2 separate regions of the Mus musculus genome follow, and region 1 is linked to region 2. The links are chromatin loops, found by intact Hi-C in ENCODE. Cell type or tissue: left cerebral cortex. All regions are shown on one strand. Each heading gives the region's core, and the rest is flanking DNA. Links, peaks and the distances in the headings are about the cores only. Region 1 holds the start of Mta3 (metastasis associated 3). Region 2 holds the start of Kcng3 (potassium voltage-gated channel, subfamily G, member 3).

Region 1 (8,326 bases), core at 289-8,288, 72 kb before region 2:
TACTTTGGTTCATTTGTTTGCCTGTTCGGTTTGGATTTTTTTGAGACAGGGTTTCTCTGTGTAGCCCTGCTGTCCTGGATCTCTTGTAGACCAGGCTGGCCTTGAACTCAGAAACCCACCTGTCTCTGCCTTTGCCTACCTAGTGCCAGAATTAAAGAAAGGTGTGTGCTCTGGCCAGCTCATTTTCTTTTCCTTTCATTTTTGAGTTCTGTCTCTCTTGCTAGCTTGGAACTCTCCAAGTAGGAGAGCCTGGTTGGCTGGTGCGGAAGCCCCAGGGCAGGATTATCAGCCTGAGCCACTAAACCGGTTTTTCTTTCAGATTCTGGGAATTGAACTCAAGTCCTCATGCTTGCAAGTCATCTCCTCAGCCTCTCATTTTGTTTTTTTAAGACAGTCTCAGTGATACAACGCAGGACAAACTCAAACTAGGTATCAGGTGCCTGTCACGCCGCCGACTCATTTTACAATTTTGTGTGTTGTGGGGAGGGGTGGAGGCTGAGACTGGCTGACACTGGGCTGCCATGCCCCTGACTCTAGGCATGAACCACCACGCCCAAATTAGATTCTTCCTTCTAAAGCTCGAGGAGGAATATACTCATTCACTAGCAGATGTGAAACAGCGCTTGGGAAACTGAGGCAGGAGGATTGAGATTTTTTTGGAAGTCATTGTAAGCCTAGCTCAAACAAACATGCCTAATGTTTAAATATGAAACATGCCTACAGTCTTAAATATGAACAGAAGTCAAGTTACACACAACTGGCCTGATCTTCAAGGTTCAAAGCAATCTGAAGAAACAAACGTAACATGGGTCAAAAATCTTTATAAGAAGCCAACAAATATTCAGATGCCTGCAGAACTCTGTAATTAGCCTGGAACTGAAAGTAAAAATCACCTCTCGGGCCCTTTACCCAGTAACCCTTAAAGGGGAAGCGCTTCGGTGTTGGCCAGGTGATGCCACACTGCTCACTCACCTTGTTGAGCTCCTCTATCCGTCTGATGAGGTACGGGTTGCTGGAGGAATTCTCAAAATAAACGTAGTCTGCAAACAAAAAACGCACAGGTCTTTTCAACCAAGAGCTCACATTTGACAGCTCAGAGCCCTTTTCTTGTTTTTGTTTATTTTCCGTTTTGTTTTAGACAGGGTCACATGAGATAGCTCGGCATGTCTCAGAGAGCTTGCCTTGTTCACCAGACTGGCCTCAAACTCACAGCAGAGACCTGCCTGCCTCTGCCCAGGACTGGAGAGCTGGGATTAAAGGTGAGCCACCATCTCTTGGGCTACAATTCCCTATGCGTTAGGAAGTAGGCAAGCCACTGTAAGGCAGCCTCTGTAAGCGGTTCCAAGTTTATCACCGTCCTAGAATTCCCACCCCTGACGAAGTAGCCCAAGCTCATCTAGAACTAACTCAACATCCCCCAGCCTCACACACTCAAGTGGAGATTAGTGGTATGTACCACGTACCACATCCTGCTTACATTTCATTTTCTTTTTGAAAATAGCAGTCCGGGCTGGCAAGAACTGGTGAAGTAATTGAGACTGGCCTTCAACTCCTAAGCCTCCTGGCCCAACACTTACAGGCTGAATTTACTGGCATGTGCCACAGTGGTCACCCTTGAATTAATTATTTAATTTAAAAAAAAAAACAAAAAAAAGCATGGCTTGCTGTAATTGGGGGGAGTGGGACACAAAGGCAGGAGAATCACAAAGCAGAGGCCAGCCTCGTGCTACATAGCAAGACTTTGCCTCAAACAACAACAAAAAGCACAGGTCTTAAATCCCAGCACCTATGGAGCAGAGGCAAGCAGATCTCTGTGAGGCCAGCCTGGTCTAGGACTGAATCCTAGGGCATCTAGGCCTAAGTAGACACCTTGCCTCAAACAACCAAACAACCCCACCACAACATGATAGGCAAACCCCTTCATCACTATGTATCAGAGCTCATCAACGCAGCCTCCCACTAGCGCCTCATCCCTCCAATCCAACCAGCCCTCAACAACGATTCTTACATAAAAGTGTTGACCTGAGACAAATCAGGAGAAAAAGAAAGGCTTAACAGCCCAAATTCATTTCAAACATCAACTTAAAAAAAAAAATCGGCAGGCAGAATGTGTAAGGGCAAGCAGGTATCAAACTTTTCCTTGCTCTACCTGGGATGGTGAGGAATAGGGGCTGGGTGTTGGGTTGTTTTTTTTCCCCCCTTTTTTTATATTTGATTCAACTCCATTTAGACCCTTCTTATAAAGAAACCATGGCAAGTTTTCAACCAAAGGTACAGGATTTTTCCTCTACAGAGTGGCTGGAAACTTCCCACTATGTGTTTACCTGAGAGACTAGACTGCACAGTCACGGTCTACCTAGGCGGCTCTCTCCCAGCCCTCTGCTGCTAAGTGGCCTCATTTAGCCAGGCCATTCCCCCACCATCATCCATCAGGAGCTCGGCTAATGAGCAAAGACGGAAGAGCAAGTCTCACTCACAAACACGCCACTTATCTGAATTATTATTTTACCAGGAAGGAGGGAGGGAGGGCGTCGTGAGCAGGGAAAGTTTGTTTGACCTTATTTCTCTCTCTTCTGCAGAAGGCTGGAAAGACAGACAGCAGAGCCAACGTCCAGGCTGAGCTCTACTCCCTACCTGGGGCTGCGGCTCCCTGGCCCCACACACAGCCCCACTCTCAGGGGGACTGAACGGGAAACCGAAGGGAATGGGGGGTGAAGCAGCGACGGTGCAGGGCCCGGGCTCTGCAAACAGGCCTGTCGAGCTCTGCCCCCCACCTGGGCCACCATCGTCCCCAGCCCACGCTAACACCGAGGCAGAAGCCGGGGTTTGGGGTGAGGGGTGCTCAAGCCCCCCTCCCTCGTGCCCAAAAGCCACGCGAGGGAAAGACCACTCAGCTAGGGGGCTTGCAGGGGCTCTGTCCCTTTGGGGCGTTCGTAAAGGGGGTGTCCGATGCGTGTCCCCAGAAGAGGCCTGGCCCCGAGACGCCGGGCAGGAGCGGTGGGGGAGGGGAGTGGGGGTGGGGATCCCCCTGCGCCCCGCCCGCGGCGCCCTCAGCCCCGGGCTCCCGGGCTGCTGGCAGTAAGCGTGCGCTGCCCGGACCCCCGCTCCCACCGCCCGCTCCCCGACGGGCCGGGAAGGGCCGAGCCTTCCTACCTCCGACCCGGTACATGTTGGCCGCCATGTCCGCCCGCCCGCCCGCGGAGCCCGAGCCGAGCCCCGCCCGCCGCCGCCGCCTCAGCCTCGACCGCCGCCGCTGCCGCCGCCGCCGCCGCCTCGCCACGGGGGAGGGGGAGGGACGGGGAGGGGACACCGAGGGAGGGGGCTGTGCCCGCCCCCAGCGCCGGCAGAGCGACGCCGAGCGGGCCCGGGAGGCCGGAGCACGGCGGGAACGGGGCGGCGGGCTGCGGGGGGCCGAAGACCCCAGGGGCCACCCGCACTAGCCTCGGGGTAGCACACCAGGGTCAGGGGCTGTGGAAGAACCAGGGTGGGGACAGAGGTTCAGCCACTCCGAGCGTCTCTCTCGCCCGCGTCACCTGTCCACCTTGGGACAGGTTCTCCTTTCCTGCTTCTGTTCCCCAGGGACACCCCTCTATGTGTGACCTCAAGCACACGAACGCCCTTCTGGGTACAACTCTCCGATGCAGCCAATGCAAGCGACAGATGCTTGTTTGCGTCCCTCCCTCGTGGTGAGAGGACGTTTGGTGGCTTTAGAGCCTACAGGCCCTGGGGCCAAGAAGACCCTACGTACTTGCAGCTTGCTCAAGTCTGAGACCCAGCTATGAAAAGAACTGGAAGCTGACTTTCTCACCCCGACCACACTGGCAGGTCAGTCGTGGCTGTGCCAAAACTGGGCTGAACAAAACCGACCCCCCCCCCCACACACACACACACACACACACATCCTCTAGCCCTGCCTCTAAACAGGCTTTGTGTACAGCGTGTGCTTTGACCAGGGGAGGCCTTCAGCACAAGAGGGCTTCCTTTGCCGGTAGAAGAACAGGGTTTCCACAATCCGCAGTTTTCCCCCCATCAAAAGGAGGAGGTCGTGTCTAACAGCTTGGGGTTGCTGGTCAGCTAACTAGTTTTATGTCAAAAAGCACGTCCTCGCCCCAATCCCCGTTTTTGGTTTTTTGGTTTTTTTTTTTTTTTGCATTAATGGGGATTGAAGCCAGGTCTTTGCACAGGCTAGTCATTTAACTATAGAACTAACTTTTCATGTTTGTTGGTTTGTTTTTAAATTCTTAATACACTTATTTACTTATCTATCCATCCATGCATCTATTTATCTATCTATCATGTGAGGGCATGAATGCTATGAGATATATATGTATAGGTCTATCATAGGAGTAGAGATTGAACTCAGATAGTCAGGCCTGGCTATACTGAGCTACCTCACCAACATTACTTGTTTTAATACGGGTCTCAGTTCAGGCTGGCTCTTGTAGCCTCCTGCCTCAGCCTCCTGAGTGCTGGGTTATATTACAGGTGTAGGATCACTTGTCCCATCAGAAAGCTCTTAAGTGGCTAGTTTTCCCATGCTGAGTAGCTATAGATCCCTTTTCACGTTCCTCACACCCTCTATGAGGTTTTGAATATAGATGGTCCTCATAGTACTAAACACCTGTAACCCTAGTATTCCATAGGCAAAGGCTGGAGGCGCTCCAGTTTGTGGCCAGCTTGGGATACAGAGCGAGATCTTCCTGACTGACTCTCCCCAATGAACACATAACTTCTTTTAGGAAAGCCAAGGCATTCCAAACTACACCCAGGCCTTGTTGCACAATAAACATTGGCCTAGTATTGTGGGTTGGAGTGCCTGGTGATGCTGATTTAAAGGGCTGTGCCAAAGTAGGAGTTGTCCCGGGAAAAGAAGACTGCATTTTGGTTGAAGCTCCTCTAGCATCCAATATTGAGAATAGCAGGTGTCTGTCGATTCTTTTGTACTCTGGAAAGCCTCAGATTCGCTGGTAGCTTGCAAACTGTGAGTCCTCAGCCCTTCTGGCCCAGGGAAGAAAACAAAAGAGCTCTGGTATGCTGACAGTATAGCTGTTATTTATCATTTATCATAACTCTTTTACTGGGGATCCTACCGAAAATATAATGTGACTTATCTGAAACCACTCTCCATTTCTAAACTGACACACATCAGCTGATAGTTCACCTGGAATAGTATTCCGGCATCAGAACTAATCCCTCTGGCCCAAACAGCATGAACCGCAAAGTCTGTCTTCTACTAAGAATGCCGCCTGAAAATTCAAAGAAATGGATCATAAGTTTTAGAAGGCTTTCTCATTATTTTTAAGTAATAAATATGAACAAGAGTAGGGCTGGAGGTGCATAGGAGATGGCTCAGCAGGTAAACATGCTTGCTGACAAGTTCGACCCCTGGAACAAATACATTGGAAAGAGAAAATTAATTCCCAAAAGTTGTCCACAGAGCCCCACATGTACATCATGGACTTCATACATGCACAGATAAACATGCCCATCATAAACTTCATACATGCACACATACACACATGCCCATCATAGACTTCACACATGCACACATACACACATACACACATGCCCATTATAGCCTACATACATGCACACATACACACTAAGTTTTTCTTAAAGTCCAGTTGGGGGGTAGAGGCAGGAATAGCAGGAGTTCAAGATTATCCTAAACTGCACGGGGAATTTGAGGTTAGCCTGAGCTCCATGGCTGGGTTATAGCTGACTAAGATGTGACTAGATCCTACCATACCTGAAGCTCTGGGTTAGAGGCCCACCAGAAAATAAGTCAAGAATGATAGCCTATGCTTCTAAACCCAATCCTTGGGTTGAAAGTGAAGGTAGGAAGACGGCAGGAAGGAGAAACTCAAGTTTTCCTCAGCTACACAATTTCATGACGCCATCCTAGACTACATGAGAGTCCATCTCAAAAGCAAAATAATAAGTAAAAAAAAAAAATCCTTCCTCAAAGTATTTCTGTATTCTTATTACTTCCTTATCTGCTCTTCCCATTTCCTCAGGTTTTTTGAGGTCTCTATACTTACCACAACAGGTATGTGAAAAGTGCTAAGAACATTTCCCACACCTGTCCACACTCAGCTTTTCTCCAGTCATAGCCTGGAGCCCCCATTAAAGACTTAGACCTGGGTCAGAACAGGAAGTAATGGTGGTGGCCAATTCAGACTCCCCTGTCTCCCCTATCTTCTCTGTCTTAAGCTCCTTCTACCTCCAGCTCCAAAACAGGGTCCTCTATATTGGAAATGCTCAGTATCTTAAAGAGTGGGGAAGGGAGGGAGGCTCAGCAACCAGAGCATGCATTGCTGTTTCAGGAGTGCATGGAGTTAGGATCCCAGAAGAACCCTGTACTGGCTAGTTTTGTATCAACTTGACACAGCTGGAGTTATCACAAAGAAAGGAGCTTCAGTTGAGGAAATGCCTCCATGAGATCCAACTGTAAGGCATTTTCTCAATTAGTGATCAAGGGAGAAAGGCCCCTTGTGGGTGGGGCCATCTCTGGGCTGGTAGTCTTGGTTCTATAAGAAAGCAGGCTGAGCAAGCCAGGGGAAGCAAGCCAGTAAAGAACATCCCTCCATGGCCTCTGCATCAGCTCCTGCTTTCTGACCTGCTTGAGTTCCAGTCCTGACTTCCTTGGTGATGAACGGCAGTGTGGAAATGTAAGCTGAATAAACCCTTTCCTCCCCAACTGCTTCTTGGTCATGATGTTTGTGCAGGAATAGAAATCCTGACTAGCCGGGCGTGGTGGCGCATGCCTTTAATCCCAGCACTCGGGAGGCAGAGGCAGGCAGATTTCTGAGTTTGAGGCCACCCTGGTCTACAGAGTGAGTTCCAGGACAGCCAGGGCTACACACAGAAACCCTGTCTCGAAAAACCAAAAAAAAAAAACAAAACAAAAACAAACAAACAAACAAACAAAAAACAAAAGAAACCCTGACTAAGACACACCCATATCAGAGGACCTGCAGTCGTCTCTAACTCCAGCTCCAGAGCATTCAACACCTTCTTCTGGCCTTCACACACACCTACACACAAGCACACAAACACACACATAAATAAAAAAAGTCTTAAAGTAAAATAAATAAATAGATGGGGGCTGAAGTTGTAGCTCTGTTGGTAGAATACACACCCCACATGCATCTTCATCCCCAACACTGAATAAGCCAGGTGTGGTGTCCCATGTTAAGGACTTCATATTTGTTACGTCACATTTCTCTCTGGCCATCTCCAGTATCCCTATGGAAGAGATGTCCCCTACAGCATGTCAGTAACACCAGAGTAAATGGGGTCTCCCCATGGACAAAGCTTCCTAGTATGGCTGTTGTAATTAAAGAAACACATGGAAGGCATTGCTTGAGGCCCAGAGTGTTCCCTCTGTTGGTCTCTATAAACCCACTCTTCCATTTGCAAGAATGCTGCAAATGAGCCAGGTGTGGCAGCCTATGCCTGCCATCTTAGCTTTCTGGAGATAGAGGCAGGAGGACCAGCCGGAGCTACATGAGACCTTATCTGAAAGAAAGACAAAGAAGAAAGAAAGAGACAGCATCACCACATCACTGCCTAGAAGGCTCAGTGGGTAAAGCCACTTGCCACCAAGCCTGAAGACCTGAGTTCAGTCCCCGGGCATACATGATGGAGGAAAAGCAGCTTCTATAAAACTGTTCTTCAACCTTCCACATGCGTGCCACACACCCATGCATGCCACACATACATATGCACGCACACATAGGTGCATACACACATACCCCCTACACACAATATACACACAAACACACATAGACACACATGCACTCACACATAGACACATACGCATGCACACAGACATACACACATATGCACACACGCCCAAACACATACACACACACATAAACATGCTCACACACATATACACATGTGGACACACACACAAATAAATATAAAAATAAGAAAAGAGACAGGCATGGTGGCACACATCTTTAATCTCAGCACTTAGTATTTTTGGGTTTTGTTTGGTTTGGTTTGGTTTTTTCTTTCTTCTTTTTTTTTTTTTTTTTTTTTTTTTTTTTTTTTTTTTTTGGATTTTCAAGACAGGGTTTCTCTGTATAGCCCTGGCTGTCCTGGAACTCACTTTGTAGACCAGGCTGGCCTCGAACTCAGAAATCTGCCTGCTTCTGCCTCCCGAGTGCTGGGATTAAAGGCATGCGCCACCACGCCCTGCAATCTCAGCACTTAGGAAGCAGAGGCAGCCAGCTCTCTATGGGTTTAAGGTCAGCCTGGTCTACAGATCAAGTTCCAGGACAGCCAGGGCTACGCAGAGAAATTCTGTTTCAAAAAA
Region 2 (8,326 bases), core at 164-8,163:
ACTGTTCCCAACACTTACAGCATTGATTTATGCAGGGGCAATTGTATATACTGGGCAAGCCATTATGGTCTCTCATTACATAAAATCAGGGAAGTCCGAAGGCTATATTTTCATTTACAGAGCTGTTTTTTTTTTTAACTTATTTTGTTGTCTGTTTTATAGTGCAATACCTAGGATTATAAATTAATGACAGAGCAGAGGCTTTTAAAAGCAAACAGAATTGCTATGCAAGCTGTATAGAAAGCGGTGTCCACAGCTTTGGGCAGGCAGGATTTTCAGAGTGCTTGAATATAGCCAGTTACATAGTGCCCTGTTGTCATGAGCACAGTATGCCAGAAATACAAATGGACACATTCTTCCTTCCACAATGTCAAAATTCATTGAAAAACAATAAAGTCACAAGGTACGTTAATTTTACTGGTAGCAATTGTGCCAGGCAGTCCCAAGTTCCTTCACTGTCAACTGAAACAAACACGAGTTCTTTTATTCTAATTTTAATTACAGATTCCAACTCTCCTACCACATACCACACACATATCACACAGTAAATACTTCTCTCAGAATGTATATGCGTAGGTTACAGAATGGCCACCAAGGATTAAAGTGGCTATGACAGAGTAGCAGGAATTACAACGAGGCCAGGAGAGATGGAGAGAGAGCTGGGGATCCGGGAGATGAGAAAGGAAACTCTGAGGAGGGGTGGGTGCGGGGGTGGGGGTGGGGAATGAGCAGAGAACTCACCTGTTAGAGATTATGTCAGAGGTGCTGAGTCAGGCTGAGTCAGAACGGCTGCTGGGTCAAAGTTGAGTTGAGCCTCAGGTTCGAGTCAAATTGCAGAAGTGCAATGTGGCACTATGGAGACCACAGACTCGAAGGAAAGGTCAGATTCAGTCAGGTCAATGAGGGGATCCTAGCCATCTGGGCCAACTATGGAGAGCTGAGAGAGTCACACACCAGCTGGTCGGATGACAGGTGAGTGGCTCATATATGAAGCGTTAAATATACTTTTGTGTTTGTTTGCTTAATTCTTGTCTTTTGAGACAGGGGTTCTCTATTTAGCCCTGGTTGCCATTATGCAGACCAGGCTGGTCTTGAATTCACAGATATCTGCCTGCCTCTGCCTTCAGGGTGCTAGGATTAAAGGCTTGTTAGATGCTCTCTTCATGGGTCCAGGGGAGGGTGCTGCATTCTTTCCTTAGCCTGTGGTGCCAGGCCTGTTTTCATGCTTTTATTTCTATACATGTGTATGTAAGATGTGTATGTATATATAAATACATATATTCATGTGTCTGAGTCCAGGTGCATGCCTGCCATAGTAAATTCATCAAGGTCAGAGAATCTCCAGTCTGGGTTCTCACCTCCACCTTGTTCGAGACATTCTCACCTTCGCTGCTATATACCCCTGGTGTTCTAGTTAGGGTTACTATTGCTGAGATGAAACACCGTGACTAAAAAGCAAGCTGGGGAAGAAAGGGTTTATTCAGCTTACAGTTCTAGATCATAGTCCATCACTGGAGAAGTCAGGACAGGAACTCAAGCAGGGCTGGAACCTGGAGGCAGGAGCTGATGCAGAGGCCATGGAGGCTTACTGGCTTGCTTCCCATGGCTTGCTCAGCCTGCTTTCTTATAGAATGTGGGAGCACCAGCTCAGGGATGGATGGCACCACCCACTGATCACTAATTGAGAAAATGCCTTATAGTTGGACCTCATAGAGACATTTCCTCAACGGAGGCTCCTTTCTCTCTGATGACCCTAGCTTGTGTCAAGTCAACACACACAATCAGCCAGTACGCCGCCAGGCTGGCTGGCCTGTGGTGAGCTCCCAGAGATTTTCCTGTTTCGCCTCTCACCTCACCATAGGCACACTGGGATTATGCACAAATGTGTTTGGTTTCATGTGTGCTCTAGGGATCCAAACTTGGCTCCTCACATCTACATAACAACTGCTTTAACCAATGGGCTACCTTCGTAGTCCCCGATCTATGGTCATCTGTTTTCTGCAGTTCCAGTTAAACTGATAAGTTTGGAGGGCAGAATGGTTCTGCATGTAGGAATAAGCCATTCATCAGTAGGTGCCTCCTGGCAGTAGTAGCCTGGACAGATGGCACTGATTCTCTGTCCACCAAGATGCAAAATCCACCTGCTTCTACATCTGCACTCAAAAGGGAGTCAACAGCTGCTTGTAAAATGGAGTCTCAGGGCACGGTGTAGCCTGAAAAACCTCTGTTTTGCACAATCCTGAGTAATTTAGGGCAGGGCACAGCCTTTCTGCTCATCACCAGGGGTGCAGGAATTCACACTGAACCCAGAGCTAGCAGTATAAAGAACAGAACTTTTCCATTAATGTTTGATGTTTCGCATTACTCAGTTCTGGGCTGGTGGTGCACTATTTCTGTGAATTGTATTTACAATGACAAGGCATATTTGCACTGACGGAAACATACATGAGATGGGATGCGCTGTCTATTGCCCCGACGCCATCTGTCTCACTTAACACCCACAGCACCCTCTTAAGAGAAGTATCCTCATCGCCATCTTATGCACGAAAGATTGAGATTTGAGGTTAAGGGATTTGTTAGATATCACTTGGCATTTTGCAGCCTGCTTTCCCTGAAGGATGAGCCCAGAAGCCATCTTGGACAATCTGAACTCCTGTATGCTGGGATTACAAGAATGGACCACTAAGCCCAGTTTATTTGATTTGGGCTTTCGTGCATGCCAACACTTTATCAACTAAGCTATATTCCCCAGCCAGGATTTTGGAGAATAGTTTTATGTAGCCCAGGTTGGCCCCAGGTTTCCATTTAGAGTTTGAAGGATGCCTTGGTGAAAAGGAGAGAATGCTTTGGGGAATTGTTCCGGATCACAAGGGCATGAAAGAATGATGGGGAGAAGGTTGCGATGATAATCTAGATGCTAGAGATGGGAGTGGCTAGAGCCAGGACTGGCTTGAGCCTTCTTTCTGCCGTGCTGCTGTGGTTAGAGTGTCTCTAGCAAGTTCCAGCCACATCTGCCACAAGCCTTTGTTCCACCTCTCTGAAATGGGTTGACACATAGAGAATGAAAAACAAAAAGCAAACAAACAAACAAACAAACAAACCTACCTTCTCTCAAGCTCAAATCCTTCCTGATGCTTTTTAAATGTTAATTCGTACTAAGGATTTAGATAAGACACCTCCAGATACTGTCCTGAACCCAGAAGAGAACCCGGGTGTAATAATTCCCCTGTAGGCGTCCTCTCAGAACACAGTGGCATAGGATTGTTTGTAAGAATGTTCTCTAAGCCAGGTTATACCGAGACAAAGCTATCATTTCTGCATGTCTCTGTATACTTTAAGAAAATGATTCGGGTGTTGCTGTTGGGTTGATGATATCACAATCAACTAAGAGTGTTACGTTAGAAACAAAGAAAATGATTTAAACCTATCTAGCCGATAAATATGAAAATATAACTTATGAAGCCTACGCTGCATTGTCACCAAATAATCTGTTTTCTAAGTTCAAATTTAATTTAAAAAGAGATATTTCTCTAAATGCTTCCAACAGCAGACTGCAAAGGGTTTTTTTTTTTTTTTTTGCATAGAGAACACAGGAAATAAATATAGTAATGTTCAAATCACCAACACAATGGCTGTTCTGTTGCTTGTTGCTTTTAGAATATTTTTAACAACTTGCTGGTGAATTGGCTCTTGCTGGTGTGAAGCCAGGCTGGTAGCTGGTTCTCACCTGCTTTTATTTATTTATTTATTTATTTATTTATTTATTCCTCTGGTCACTGTGTCCTATCCATTACTAAGACCTGCTAGATACTGGGCTGGGTTTCTCATAACTGGCTTTCATTTTTACTGACACGAGGTTAGGGCTTCTATTCCTGGCTTGCTGAAAGAGCCTTTTCCTTAGAATAACCCACGGGGCAGAGCGTCTTCCTAAACTAAGGCTTTCATCTAGCCACTTCTGTTATTAAAGCTTCAGGGATCCCATTGCAGATAGCCCGGCATGGACACAGGTCTTAGAACTCCCGTTGTTCCAGCCAGACAAATGCATTAGCTTTCTTTACAGTCGCTAATCTTTCACATCTGGCATTTGCTCCCCCGGAGTCCCTGGCTCCTTCTGCCAGCACCTCCTTCCATTCCGTATTGAATTCACTTCCTTCAGGATGTTTTCCTTGCTTAGTAGCTACTTAGCAGATAAATAACTCTTGTTTTTGAGCTTTTAATCACATTAAGTGCTTAAAAAAAAATGATCCAAGTCTAGGGATAAACAGCTTATGGAGATTTTCATTCTCTAAGAACCACCCAGGGTGACTTTGTCAGAAAGAGAACTCAAATTTGCAGGCGGCTGTTTTCACTAACATCTATCCGAGAAGCAGAGCAAATGACTCCTTATGGTGACCTCTAGCGGGCACGGGGCAGTCCTACAAAATTAGGAAAGTGGAGGGGGAAAGCAAAACCCTTCCCCAGGTACTCCATGGTCACAGGAGCCCATCTCACCCCTCCACCCTCCCTATTCATTTTTATTTCCAGGGTTTGTTTTGCATCTAACGCCGTCTCCCTTATATATAACTCACCTGTTTCTTGCCTTTGACGGGCTGGGTTGCCGGTGTCGGATGTGTAAACTGCTGTTTAAAATAATGCCTGCCAAGTCGAACCCCACTCCACCAAGCCTTAACCCTGCCTCTGCATTTGAAGGCCGGTGCCGCAGTCGCACGGGGGTGCTACGGGGAGGGAAGGAGTGGACATCGAGATAGCATGAAAAGGAGAATGCAAGATCGAGGCAATAAGACATTCTGGTCTTGCCAGTGAAAGAAAATTCTCTCCAGACTGCTACCCGACTCCACCGGAGGCATCGTGAGAGCGGTGTAGGCGCCTTCTTAGGACCCCAAGGCTGGGAAAGATGGGGGACTAGGGCGAGTCCGTTGGCCCATGGCATCCCTCAGGGAGCAGGGGGTGGGGAGAGCTTGGTGCGCGGCCGCCTTCGGAGCGCACGGCACGTGGGGTGCCCCACGCGCGGAGAGGAAGCGCAAAGTCTGCAGGCAAAGCCGCGACTGGGTTGCCTGCTTTGAGAAATCCTTTGGGGCGGCCTTAGAAGCCGACCAGGGTTTCCAACAGTCTCTGGCAAAGGCTCATCCAGACGCCGTCTGCTCCCTACTTCAAACCTCGCACCTTGGTCCTCACCTCAGCACCCCTCCTTCCCTCCTGTCTCCTCCCTTCGGGGGACTCTTTAAAGGAGCCTGGGGGAGGTGTGTCCATCATCCGGATGGCCCCGGGGCTCCCCGCAGCTCGCATCACGCCCTGCGCACCCCTCCCGGCCACTGCGGGCGGGGGCGCACGGCGTCACGAGGCGGGGAGCCCGAGGTCCGGGGCGGGGCGCCGGGGAATCCCAGCCGGAGCGAGCCGGGAGGTGCGGGCGCGGGCGGGCAAGGAGGTGCGCGCGGAGGGAGCGGAGCGCGCGGAGCCGGCGGGCGAGGAGGAGGACGGCGAGGGAGGCCCCGCCCCCGCCTCCCGGAGCCCGCTCCTCGCCGCCGGAGCCGGCTCACTTTGCCTTTCGCCTCTGGACGGCGGCGGGGCTGCGTGCGCCGGGGACCGGGCAGACCTGCCCACGGTGCCTCGGCTAACGTTCGCCCTCTGGGAGACCGGCGCCACCTGGAGCTGCGGCCAGCCACCCGGATTCGGGAGGGCGAACCCGGGAGCGAGGGGCGGCGGCACTGACACCGCGGGGGACGCGGGCGGTGCGGGGCGCGAGCCCCGGGGGAGCTCGGGCCCCGACGGCGCGGCCTCCCCGTGCGCGCGGCGGGCAGGCCCCCGGGGCGGCCAGCCATGACCTTCGGGCGCGGCGGGGCGGCCTCGGTGGTGCTGAACGTGGGCGGCGCCCGGTACTCGCTGTCCCGGGAGCTGCTCAAGGACTTCCCGCTGCGCCGCGTGAGCCGGCTGCACGGCTGCCGCTCGGAGCGCGACGTGCTCGAAGTGTGCGACGACTACGACCGGGAGCGCAACGAGTACTTCTTCGACCGACACTCGGAGGCCTTCGGCTTCATCCTGCTGTACGTGCGCGGCCACGGGAAGCTGCGCTTCGCGCCGCGGATGTGCGAGCTCTCCTTCTACAACGAGATGATCTACTGGGGCCTGGAGGGTGCGCACCTGGAGTACTGCTGCCAGCGCCGCCTAGACGACCGCATGTCCGACACCCACACCTTTCACGCGGCAGACGAGCTGGGCCGCGAGCAGCCTCGTCCCGCCGGACCCGAGGCGGCCCCCTCCCGGCGCTGGCTGGAGCGCATGCGGCGGACCTTCGAGGAGCCCACGTCGTCGCTGGCCGCGCAGATCCTGGCCAGCGTGTCCGTGGTGTTCGTGATCGTGTCCATGGTGGTGCTGTGCGCCAGCACGCTGCCCGACTGGCGTGCGGCGGTTGCTGACAACCGCAGTCTGGATGACCGGAGCAGGTACTCCGCCAGCCCTGGGAGGGAACCCTCCGGGTAGGACGCACTGCTTTTTTTGCCCGTCCAGTCCGTCCAGTCCCGTCTATCCGTGCCGTCCGTCCGTCCGGTCTCCGTCCTGTCTGCCTGGCAGCTCAGCTAGGCTTTTTTCCTGCCCCAGGAGGTCCCTGGCGCTCCAGCCGAGGGGTGTGAGGAATCTATGGGTCCCCAACCCCGCCCCCTTTTCACAGGCGCAGCCTGTGGTTGTGCTTGGGTCTCACCTTTTAGAGTAAAACCTCCAGGCTTTGTGTTTTAGTTCTGACCAAATAGCAACCTGCTAATTAGATTTTCCAAACTTTTATTGCTAACACGCAATAATTTGCACGATGATTCAGTTTGAGCTAAGAGCTCTTTGAAATATGTGCCAGTACTGGTGGTGTTTGAAAAGATGAAGTCTCATTTCGGTGAAATGTGGTCTGCTTCAGTGCCCACACATTCTGCACACCCTGCTCCCGGCGTAATGTGTGCTGGGATGGAATCCGTATTATAAAGGAGGCTAATTTAGTGATAGACTCTGAATAATGGGTGCCTGTGCCCTTTTTCCTCTCTCCTTTCCGAGCAAGTGTGGACCTAGCAAATTCCTCTCCTCTGTGTGGCATTAAGGATTTGGAGTTTCATTCAGAGGGTCTTCAGTGTGGAGAAGAAAACAAAAACAGCTATTACCTTGGGAGAGAAGAAAAAGCGAAACTTCCCCAAACCCAGAAACAGGATTCGGTCATTGAAGTGTCTTCCCGCCTCCCCCCACTTTACTAGGATGAAAAGAAAACACTTTAATCTTTCCTGAGCTCATGCTTATCTCTTAATGGTGATAGCACTCTCCTGTTTTTAGAACAAGTGAGTTTATTTTGCATATTTGGTGGGAGGAATAAGCAGACTAAAGTTGGACTTTCCGAGCAGACAGCCATTTTGGGCATAAAACCCAAACTGTATATTCTCTTTCACCCTTTGTTTGATAACTCTTCTAGGAGCCTTCACCCATTCATTTTCTGCCCTAATTTTTTTCCCCCTTCACTTTCAAGTCAAGACCGTGTCCTGTAATCCTTTCCCGATGGGCCTGTGTGTGCTAGGGACTGTGGTAAGTGCAGACCCAGCAGCAGTGCATCCCTTCCTCTCTGTATGAATCCTAACAGTAACTACCGTGGACTGGAAGCACAGAGCCCATTGCCAGCATCCCATCTTGGCATGAAATCCAAGACCTGTGCTTTGAAAAGAAGAAACTTAGGAACGTCCTGTTTTGTGTGTTGGGTCGGGTCTCCACTTCACAGAGAGGGATCGATTCCTTGGTACTTCCTTGATACGATGAATTAACTTTCCTTTATAAATAAAGTGGCCTTGATAATATTTTTTTTTTGAAAGCATCATAGAAAAATGAGCCTCGAGTGACCGGCTTTGAAAGGACTCGTCAGTAACTGTAGACTTTGAAGGTTAGTGATGGACGGAGCTCATTAGCCAAGGCTACAGCAGCCCTGACTGATAGGTTTAGACTGTGAGGGAGTTGATTAAGGGGAGCCAAGAGAGTGACAGCCTTTCTGAAGGAGGGAGGGGGATTGGGGAGAAAGAGGGTTAGAGTAGAGCATTAGGGTGAACGCTAATTTAGATAGAAAGAGAAACTGAAGAAGCCCAGAAGGGAGGAGACAGATAAAACAGAGGCTGCAGAGGAAGTGAAGAAGATAGAGTAAGGCTCCGTTTGTGTATATGTATCCTAAGTATGTATATAATTATTCAAGTCAACCTGTTTCCTAGATACCCGGATATTTCAGGCATATGCATGTTTTTCTTGGCTTAATGGCCCGGTTTTAAGCTTCTTTCTATGAGTAGGTATAAGAAAGCCCGTATCTGTAATCCCAGATAAA

Evidence for each region. A loop is a pair of places that touch in the nucleus more often than their neighbours do. Peaks named below come from ENCODE experiments on the same cell type or tissue, not always from the same donor. Only the 100,000 strongest peaks of a DNase experiment are listed, where the experiment ranks them.
Region 1: it touches region 2 in a loop (7-fold over the local background); 4 of 42 quality-filtered maps call a loop at or near these places.

Annotation. Positions count from the first base shown.
Region 1 is chr17:83,701,113-83,709,438 of GRCm38, reverse strand. Mta3 (metastasis associated 3) reads right to left here and starts at 3,255. Exons shown (of 17, transcript NM_001379391.1): 1 at 3,154-3,255; 2 at 973-1,040. The coding sequence starts at 3,181. In left cerebral cortex, for the core only: no CTCF peak of the experiment used is centred there; DNase peaks (open chromatin) are centred at 2,643, 2,723, 3,234 and 3,663; H3K4me3 peaks cover 2,508 bases; H3K27ac peaks cover 2,203 bases.
Region 2 is chr17:83,629,110-83,637,435 of GRCm38, reverse strand. It overlaps Kcng3 (potassium voltage-gated channel, subfamily G, member 3), which reads left to right and starts at 5,541. Exons shown (of 2, transcript NM_153512.1): 1 at 5,541-6,473. The coding sequence starts at 5,818. In left cerebral cortex, for the core only: a CTCF peak has its summit at 4,402 (motif pointing left); DNase peaks (open chromatin) are centred at 6,076, 6,928, 7,325, 8,160 and 6 more places; H3K4me3 peaks cover 4,582 bases; H3K27ac peaks cover 1,484 bases.